Regions from separate parts of the Homo sapiens genome. Here region 2 is linked to region 1. The links are chromatin contacts, found by Hi-C or POLR2A ChIA-PET in ENCODE. All regions are on one chromosome and are shown on one strand. The core of a region is the stretch at or near the end of the contact, and the rest is flanking DNA. Distances in the headings are between cores, read along the strand shown.

What was found. Hi-C counts contacts between places; a loop is a spot of excess contacts on that map. ChIA-PET counts read pairs that join two places held with the same protein, here RNA polymerase II (POLR2A). Pooled maps may share reads with other maps.
Region 2: a pooled map shows a loop between it and region 1 (4-fold over the local background). The contact joins the enhancer-like site here to the promoter of TMEM160 in region 1. A Hi-C loop is called at or near these places in 6 of 50 pooled maps. POLR2A ChIA-PET finds 5 or more read pairs at or near these places in 2 of 52 experiments (WTC11 and naive thymus-derived CD4-positive, alpha-beta T cell).

Annotation. Positions count from the first base shown.
Region 1 is chr19:47,045,378-47,050,325 of GRCh38, reverse strand. TMEM160 (transmembrane protein 160) reads left to right here and starts at 1,702. Exons shown (of 3, transcript NM_017854.2): 1 at 1,702-1,919; 2 at 3,641-3,733; 3 at 4,074-4,417. The coding sequence starts at 1,712. The coding sequence ends at 4,339. It overlaps NPAS1 (neuronal PAS domain protein 1), which reads right to left. Exons shown (of 12, transcript NM_002517.4): 12 at 4,551-4,948. The coding sequence ends at 4,675. RefSeq lists enhancers at 242-759, 760-1,277, 1,401-1,695, 2,205-2,274 and a silencer at 1,735-1,924.
Region 2 is chr19:46,818,387-46,823,409 of GRCh38, reverse strand. No RefSeq gene overlaps it. Among named protein-coding and RNA genes, the nearest start is that of SNAR-E, 9.8 kb to the left of the region's middle. RefSeq lists enhancers at 1,491-1,550, 1,721-1,840. Within about 2 kb of position 1,854, at least 11 of the 41 ENCODE cell types and tissues checked have a DNase peak (open chromatin) inside an H3K27ac peak, as active enhancers do.

The DNA.
Region 1 (4,948 bases), core at 453-2,952:
ATTTTTCTTATTAATAAAAGAAGGCAGAAATGTCAGGCCTCTGAGCCCAAGCCAAGCCATCGCATCACCTGTGACTTGCACGTATACATCCAGATGGCCTGAAGTAACTGAAGATCCACAAAAGAAGTAAAAATAGCCTTAACTGATGACATTCCACCATTGTGATTTGTTCCTGCCCCACCTAACTGATCAATGTACTTTGTAATCTCCCCCACCCTTAAGAAGGTTCTTTGTAATTCTCCCCACCCTTGAGAATGTACTGTGTGAGATCCACCCCTGCCCGCAAAACATTGCTCTTAACTTCACCGCCTATCCCAAAACCTCTAAGAACTAATGATAATCCACCACCCTTTGCTGACTCTCTTTTCGGACTCAGCCTGCCTGCAGCCAGGTGAAATAAACAGCCATCTTGCTCACACAAAGCCTGTTTGGTGGTCTCTTCACATGGACGCGCATGAAACGATTCTCCTGCCTCAGCCTCACAAGTAGCTGGGATTACAGGTGCCTGCCACCATGCCTAATTTTTGTATTTTTAGTAGAGATGGGGTTTCACCATGTTGGTCAGGCTGGTCTCGAACTCCTGATCTCGTGATCTGCCCGCCTCAGACTCCCAAAGTGGTGGGATTACAGATGTGAGCCACCGTGCCTGGCCCGGGCTTGGATTTTATGAAGAGGAAAAGTAGGGGAGCTAGCAAGGGGGTTACACTTGAGGAGGGAGTTCAAATGGACTGCACTGCATAGCCTGCAGGCTTGCAATGAATGTGAAGCTTTAAATGGGATTAAGTGCAAATTGAAAATATTCCAGACACATTTTTCACATTCCTGGCTAGTGAAAAGGTTTATGCTGATGAGAGAAGGCAAAGCTGAATCCCGGAATGGGTTAGGGCAAAGAAAACAAATCTGTCTTAAAGAGACAGACCTGGCCGGGCACGGTGGCTCACGCCTGTAATCCCAGCACTTTTGGAGGCCGAGGCGGTTGGATCACTTGAGGTCAGGAGTTCGAGACCAGCCTGGCCAACATGGTGAAACCCTGTCTCTACTAAAGATACAAAAATTAGCTGGGCGTGGTGGCGCATGCCTATAATCCCAGCTACTCAGGAGGCTGACGCAGGAGAATCGCTTGAACCCGGGAGGTGGAGGTTGCAGTGAGCCGAGATCGCACCACTGCACTCCAGCCTGGGCGACAGAGCAAGACTCGGTCTCGGGGCGGGGAAAAAAAAGGAAGGAGGGAAGGAAGGAAGGAGGGGAGGGAAGGGAGGGAGGGAGGGAAAAAGAAAGAGAGAAAGAAAGAAAGAAGGAAAGAAAGAAAGAGAAAGAAAGAAAAAGAAAGAAAGAAAGAAAGAGAAAGAAAGAAAGAGAAACAACCAAGAAACAACTACAATAGGTGCTCGGCATGTACTCCGTTAAAAAAGATAGAATTAAAACTACAATTCCCAGCAGACATCTCGCCTGCGACTTCTGAATATCGGCTTTCCCCGAGCGCAATGATCGCTGGGATTCGTAGTCCGGTACAAAATCAAGGAGGGACGGGCACTACCGGCCTAGATGACAGAGGAGGGAATCACTGCCATTCCGACCAATGGACAGTTCACGCCGGACCTGAGTGGCGAGCGCATAGCCAATGGGTAAGCCATTCATCCTGAGTGACATGGGTTGCAACCTACCGGAGGCCGGTGGGGCGGTACGGCGCGCGGCGGCCGTAGTGCGAATCATGGGAGGCGGCTGGTGGTGGGCTCGGGCCGCTCGCCTTGCCCGTCTTCGCTTCCGGAGGTCGCTACTGCCGCCTCAGCGGCCCCGGAGCGGGGGCGCCCGGGGGTCCTTCGCCCCCGGCCACGGTCCCCGCGCCGGGGCTTCGCCGCCCCCAGTGTCCGAGCTGGATCGTGCGGACGCCTGGCTCCTCCGAAAAGCGCACGAGACAGGTCGGTGGCTAGGGGTGGGGGCGGTGCGGATGGGACGGGGGTCCCGGGCTCGCGTGGGACCTTGATGGGGCGGGGGCTTCTGCAGGAAACGGGGCCCGGGCTCGGCTCCGAGAAGGGCTTCAGTGTGAGCGCACGGAAGCGCAGACTGCAAGAGCGCAGGTGCCCGCAGAGGGGATGGGCTTGCGGGGAGGACGAGGACCCCGGGTAACGGGGCGCCGTAGGGATTGGAGGGGGTGGTAGGGTTGCGCGAGGCAGCCTCGTAGAATCGCGCCTGCCGTGGGGAGAGGGGCTTCAGGGAGAGCTTAGGGTCTGTGGAGTTGGGTACAAGATGGGTCCATCCCGATTGCAGAGGCCACCACTGTGCAGAGAGCGGGAGTGTGGATCCCCGCAGAAGAGGGGGAAGTTCAGGATTGGAGAAGGGGACAACCAATCGGGAGAAAGCTCTCTGCTGATTGGAGGGGGAGGTGATCTAGGCTGCAGAGGGCGGGGCTTGTGACGGAGGCGAGGTCCAGAATGGAGCGGACTGGCCATGTTTGTTTTTTTTTTAATTTTATTTTTTTAATGACGGTGTCTTGCTCTGTCACCGAGGCTGGACCGCAGTGGCGCAATCGTAGCCCACTGCAGCCTTGAACTCCTGGGCTCAAGCTATCCTCTTGCCTCAGCCTCCTGCTTAGCTGGAGCTACAGGCATACACCACCGCACCCAACTATTTTAATTTATGTAGAGACGGGGTCTTGCTTTGTTGCCCAGGCTGGTCTGAACTCTTGGGCTCAGAGAATCCTCCTGCCTTGGCTTCCCAAAGTGCTGGGATTATAGGTGTGAGTCACCTCACTAGGCCAGGACCGGGCATCTAGATATAGGGTGTGGTGGGCTGTTTGTAAAGGACGTGAATGGGGACGGACGTGGGTGGGATTGGCCCAGGCCATACTCGGTAGGACATGGATGGGATTGGCCCAGGCCATACTCGGTAGGAGATGGCGGCATTTGAAGGAAAAGAAGGGCGAGGCTGAAGAGCGGCCTGGATTAGGAAACAGTTTGTCCCAGAGTTCTGAGAAAGAAGTGAGTGGGCAGGCCGTGGGGGTACACGTAGAGGGAGGGGTTTGGCCAAGATGACTCCTCAGATGGAGGTTCTGCAACTTTGCCCCTAGATTGTCCTCCACATTCTGCAGGGACTATCTTGAATCCTTTATTTTTTTTGAGACGGAGTCTCACTCTGTCGCCCAGGCTGGAGTGCAGTGGCATGATCTTGGCTCGCTGCAACCTCTACCTCCTGGATTCAAGTGATTCTCCTCCCTCAGCTTCCTGAGTAGCTGGGACTACAAGCACGTGCTACCACACCCTGCTAATTTTAACATTTTTAGTAGAGACAGGGTTTGACTATGTTGGCCAGGCTGGTCTCAAACTCCTGACCTCATGATCCGCCTGCCTTGGCCTCCCAAAGTGCTGGGATTACAGGGGTGAGCCACCACACCCGGCCCTTGAATCCTTAGTGTTACAGAGTTTGGGGGAGAGGGGCACTGAGGTGGAGGCCAGAGAGGATGTGGGGGGATATGGTTAGGTGAGCGGCTTCCTGGAAGAGGTGAGGATTTGGGATGGGCTTGCCTTGCGGCTGGATGGGATGGGGTGAGCTGAAGGGAGGCCCCTCAGTTTGACTGGGTAAGGGGGATTGAGGAGGTAGGGTTGGGGGTGATGTTAATCCCCCCATGTCCCCCTCCCTCCAGCCTTCCTCTCCTGGTTCCGCAATGGCCTCCTGGCATCGGGCATCGGGGTCATCTCCTTCATGCAGAGTGACATGGGTCGGGAAGCAGCATATGGTGAGTGCAGACCCCCCCTCTCGCCCCACGGAACCAGGGAATGCAGAGCCCCTATCACCTGCCCTGGTGAGAGTAGACTCTCCTACCCCATCCCACTCCCAGTAGTAAGTATAGAACCCCCATTCTTCCCCCACCAGAAGACACCCCTCCCATAGGCACTAGGTCCATCTGAATGGGTGGCCCAGGACATGGTTATGGTCCCCTCCCCTCCGATCTGATTCTCAAAGATGCAGGCTAGCCCCTGGCACGGCCCTGCCTCTGTTCCTGTCTCCTCAACCCTGGCTTTGCTCCCAGACCATCCCCCGACCTTGGCCCTGTTGCTACCCTGCCTCTCCCGCAGGCTTCTTCCTGCTGGGCGGCCTGTGCGTGGTGTGGGGCAGCGCCTCGTACGCCGTGGGCCTGGCGGCGCTGCGAGGACCCATGCAGCTGACGCTGGGGGGCGCGGCCGTGGGCGCGGGCGCCGTGCTGGCCGCCAGCCTGCTCTGGGCGTGCGCCGTGGGCCTCTACATGGGGCAGCTGGAGCTGGACGTGGAGCTGGTGCCCGAGGACGACGGGACGGCCTCCGCGGAAGGCCCTGATGAGGCGGGTCGGCCGCCACCCGAGTGAGCGACACGGCCGTGGGGCCTGGCAGGCGCTGGACAGCGCCCGAGGACTGGGACATTAAACCTGACCTCCCCTCCTCCAGATGCAGAGTATTGGTTCGTGTTCCTTGGGAAGGGCGGCGAGGAGCGGACTAACTGGAGAGGCAGGAGGGCGGGTGGAGGGAGAGGGGGGTGAGGACCCGGGGGAGACAGAAATGGACAGAGGAGCTCACAGCCCGGAGCCCAAACCACTGCAGGGAGAGCCGGCGTTTAATTCTCAGGGCTACGGGCAGAGCCGGGCCTACTGTCCTGGGGGACCCCGGTTGTCGCAGGGTCCGGCGCCGGCAGCTCTGCCAGTCCTCAGTCCCCCTTCCGCGGCAGCCTGGTGCCCGCGGGCCCCGGGTAGGGCAGGCCCAGGGGCGGGTAAAAGGCCTCCGGGAGCGCGGGGCCCGGACCCAGCCTCTGCAGGTGCGGGTACACCAGGCCCAGCTCCGCGGGGCCGTAGCGGATGGTGCCGGGTGTGCACAGGCCCCGCACCACCGGCGGCAGGAAGCCCGCGTGCAGGAGGGTGGGCGGGGGGTCCCCGGGAGGCGCCAGGCCCCATGGCCGCACCGGATCCTGCTTCAGGACCCCT
Region 2 (5,023 bases), core at 605-3,104, 230 kb after region 1:
AAAAGAAATGGCGGTTTCATCATGTTGCCCCGGCTGGTCTCAACCTCTTGGGCTCAAGTGATCTGCTCACCTCTGCCTCCGAAAGTGCTGGAATTACAGGTGTAAGCCACCGAGCCCAGCCTCAAGGAAGCTTCTGAACTGTTAGGGGGAGCTCCTGCTCTAGGCCCAGCAGCTTCCAAGGCTTTAAAGGCATAATCCCATTTAATCTTGTAATGACGCTGTGAAGTGGCTCTTGGTATTAGCATTGCAATTCTGAGTATTATCTCCTCTTTGTAGATAAGGAAGATCATTTGCCCAAGGACACACAATGAGCAGATGAGACTGGAACCCAGATTTCTAGAGTGCTAGACTCTGTGTCTTCCCATTCACTTTATTTTTTATTTTATTTTATTTTATTTTTTTGAGACAGAGTCTCACTCTGTTGCCTAGGCTGGAGTGCAGTGGCACGATCTCAGCTCACTGCAACCTCTGCCTCCCAGGTTCAAGTAATTCTCGTGCCTCAGCCTCCCCAGTAGCTGGGATTACAGGCGTGTGCCACTATGCCTGGCTAATTTTTGTATTTTTAGTAAAGATGGGGTTTCACCGTGTTGGTGAGGCTGGTCTCAAACTCCTGACCTCAAGTGATCTGCCCACTTTGGCCTCCCAAAGTGCTGGGATTACAAGCGTGAGCCACCGTGGCCAGCCATAAAATTTTTTTTTTATTATAAAATATCTGGGCTTTTTTTGTTTTTTGTTTTTTAGTTGGGGCCTTGCTCTGTCACTCAGGCTGGAGTGCAGTGGTGCAATCTCAGCTCACTGCAGCCTCCGCCTCCTGGGCTCAAGTGATCCTCCTGTTACGGGATCTTTGGGGTGTTGCTTTTCTGGCCAGAAACCTCTGTGGCTGCAGTGCCTTTGCCCAAGTTCTTGTCCTGTGTCCAGGAAGAATGAGGTACACAGACAAGTGAAGGGTGAAGAAGATGAATAGGAGCTTTATTTAGTCTTAGAACAGCTCAGAGGAGACCGTCAGTGGGCAGCTCCTCTCAGTAGGCAGGTCACCCCATCGAGTGTTCAGCTCTCAGCAGAGATGAGGCCCTGAAGAGGGTGGTTCCTCTCGGCAGGCAGGTCATGTAGGCGTCTCTGCAGGTCTCTGAAGCTCTCAGTAGAGAGGGTAGCTCCTCTGTGCAGGTGGTAATCCCATTGTCTCTCTGTCCTCTGCCCTCTGCCCTGCTCTGGTGGAGCCTGGGGCTTTTATGGACCTCAGAGAGGAGGAAGTACGTGCTGGTTGGTCCATGGGCTGCCATGCGTGGGCCCAGAGGAGGTACAAGTCCCCACTCTTGTCTGTGGGGTTGGCAGCCTGGCCCCCAGCCTTCAGGCCCTCCCTGGCAAGAAGGTGGGGCCTTACTAGGGACCCCCCACCAACTTCTGCCCAGGAATCCGTCTGCCTCCTGCTGCCATTCATGGCCCCAGGACTGGACCCCAACCCCGATCCCAGATCAGAGCTGGCGCTGGGAGAGAAGAGAGGCCAGGCAGCAGGAGAAGACACCCAGCAGTCTGCAGAGATTGGGGGGGCCTTCCCGGCCTCTGAGAGTGCAGGCTGCAGAGAGGCCCAGGTCCTCAGCCTCAGAGGGCGGCCACAGCTGCATCCGGGGAGCTCCTGCCCTGCCAACTCGGAAGGGGTGGGGCTCCCACTTGTCCCCGGCTCTTGCTCACTCTGTGGAGCTGGAGGCCTAGGTTGGCAGCCATGGGGGCAGCTGCAGCTGCACCCGGGAGGGCAGACCCTACCTACTTCTGGCCCCTGCAAGAGCACAGGAAGGCTCAATCCACAGTGGCGGTTTGGGCGGCTGCAGTGGCATCTGGGGAACTCCCACCACAGCTCAGAAGGGGCAGGGCTTCCACCGGCTCCATGGAGTGTGTAGCCCCAGCCGCACCTCCCTGCTGCAGCCGGTGTAATGACAGCAGCCACTGCCATCACTCCTGCCTCAGTCTCACTAGTAGCTGGGACTACAGGCGTGCACCACCACGCTAGGCTGATTTTTAAAATTTTTAGCAGAGACAGGGGTCTCCCTATGTTGCGCAGGCTGGTCTCGAACTACTGAGCTCCAGCTCGGCCTCCTGCCTCAGCCTCCCAAAGTGCTGGGATTACAGGTGTGAGCCACTGCGCCAGGCCTAAAATAATTGTTTTGGTTTTTCTTTTTGTTTGAGACAGTTGTCTTCTGTTCTGCACACGCAGCAGGAAATTGGATCTCTACCTCACAGCATACTCAAAAGAGTTGAAATATAACCTATTTGTAGTTATCAGCGACCTGGGTGAAGACACACCTGGCAGAAGGGTGTGGTAGCCTCATTAAACATGAGTGAGAATGAATTCCAGGTGGAGATGGGAGAGATGATTTATTTGCTAGCTGGGGAAAGAAGAGGCAGGCCCAGCCCAGAGGGAGAATGAGAGGCGGAAGATGACATTCGCTGCATGCCTGACACCTGCCTGAAGTTAACCAGGGTCAGCCCGGCCTTTCCTCCCCCGGGATGTCTCCAACTCGGCTGACAACATCCACTTTAATTAATACAGCACAGCAGGACACTTCCTGTGTACAGCTACACGCTAAGGGCCAGGAGTAGCCTAATGTCCTTGAGCCCCAGAGAAACCATCGTGTGTTCAAGCATGCTGTCTGGAAACTTAGAAAGGGCTCATGACTCCTCTCTGCTTTCACACCCCACATCCCATCCAGGGGAAATCCTGTTGACCTTCAAAATGCACCCGAAGTCGGACCCCCCAAAGGCTGGACGCCGTGGCTCACGCCTGTAATCCCAGTACTTTGGGAGGCCTAGGCAGGCGGATCACCTGAGGTCAGGAGTTCGATATCAGCCTGGCCAACATGGTGAAACCCCGTCTCTACTAAAAAATACAAAATTAGCCAGGTGTGGTGGCACACGCCTGTAATCCCAGCTACTCGGAAGGCTAAGACAGGAGAATCGCTTGAAGCTGGGAGATGGAGGCTGCAGTGAGCCGTGATCGCACCATTGCACTCCAGCCTGGACAAGACACAGCGAGACTCCACCTCAAAACAAAAACAAAAACAAAAACAAAAACAAAAACAAAGTCTGAACCCCCAGAGCTAGTCTAGCCATGATCATTTCTCACCTGGAAAATTGCAGTCACCTCCTCGCTGCTTCTGCCCTTGTCCCCAACAGAAAGGTCCCCATATGGCAGCAGAATCCTTTGACAGAAGTGACATGATGTCATTCTCCTCCTCAAATCCCTTCTGTGGCTCCTGCCACACTCACTAAAAGACAACATCTTCACCATGACTCACCAGCTCCCTGTTCTCTGTCTGACCTCATCTTCCACCCGCTCTTCCTCTGTTCCATGCAGACTGTGACTGGCTTTTTTTGTTTTTTTTTTTTTTTGAGACGAAGTCTCGCTCTGTCACCCAGCCTGGAGTGCAGTGCCGTGATCACGGCCCACTGCAACCTCTGCCTCCCGGGTTCAAGTGATTCTCCTGCCTCAGTCTCGCCTCCTGAATAGCTGGGATTACAGACGCCCACCACTACTACACCCAGCTGATTTTTTTTTGTATTTTAGTAGAGACGGGGTTTCTCCATGTTGGCCAGGCTGGTCTTGAACTCCTGACCTCAGGTGATCCGCCTGCCTCGGCCTCCCAAAGTGCTGGGATTACAAGGGTGAGCTACCGTGCACAGCCAAGGGTATTGGTTTCTTATTGCTCCTGTAACAAATGACCATACACTTAGTGGCTCCATAGGAGACAGATTTATTTACTACCTTACTGTTCTGGAGGTTTTTTTTTTTTTTTTTTTTTACCACAGGGTCTGGCTCTATGATGCAGGCTGGAGTGCAGTGGCCTGATCATGGCTCACTGCAGCCTCAGCCTCCTGGGCTCAAGCAGTTCTCCTGTCACAGCCTCCCAAGTAGCTGAGACTACAGGTGTGTGCCACCATGCCCGGCTAATTTTAAAAAATTTTTTGTAGAGACTCTTCCTATGTTGCCCAGGCTGGTCTCCAACTCCTGGGCTCAAGCGATCTTCCTGCCTCGGCCTCCCAAAGTGCTGGGATTACAGGCATAAACCATTGCCCCAGGCCCCCAAAATGGGTTTTACAGGGCTAATATCAAGGTGTTGGCTGGGCTGCATCCCTTCTGGAGACTCTAGGGCTTCTCCTGGAGGCTCTCTTGCCCTGTCCAGCTTCAGGAAGCTGTCCACATTCCTCAGCTCAAGGCCCTCCTTGCATCACTCTAACTGAGGCAGGAGAATAGGGTCTGGAGCCAGAGAGCCTAAGGCCAATTCATGATGACTGGATATCAGAGGCTACTCCCCTTTCAAACCCTCCTTTTTCTGCATGGCTGTTGAAAAATGAAAGTACCTCTGAGTGGTCCCCTCCTGTAACCAATCAGACTGGTCCTGAGCCTACTCTTCATTCTGATTGGCCCCCTCCTGCAACCAATCAGACTGGCTGCGGGCCTATGCATCATTCTAATTGGTCCTCTCCCACAACCAATCAGACTGGTTACAGGCCTACTCTTCATTCGAATTGGTCCTCTCCTACAACCAATCAGACTGGTCACAGGCCAATGGGAAACTTCCAGAGGGTATTCAAATCCCCAAAAATTCTGTAACGGACACTTTTCAGCTGCTAGCTTGAGTCCACTCCCACCCTGTGAAGTGTGCTTTCCTTTAAAATAGATCTCTGCTTTTGCTGCCTTGCTTTGTGCGTTTCCTCTGCCTCCCGGGTTCAAGCAATTCTCTGCCTCAGCCTCCTGAGTAGCTGGGATTACAAGCACGTGCCACCACACCCAGCTAATTTATATATTTTTAGTAGAGACGGGGTTTCACCATCTTGGCCAGGCTTGTCTTGAACTCCTGACCTTGCGATCCACCCGCCTCGGCCTCCCAAAGTGCTGGGATTACAAGCGTGAGCCACCGCACCTGGCTGAGTATTGCAATTCTACATGAGATTTGGGTTAGGACACACACCCAAATCATATCACGGGGATTTGCTGTTTCCCAGGTTGGTCTCAAACCCCTGGGCTCAA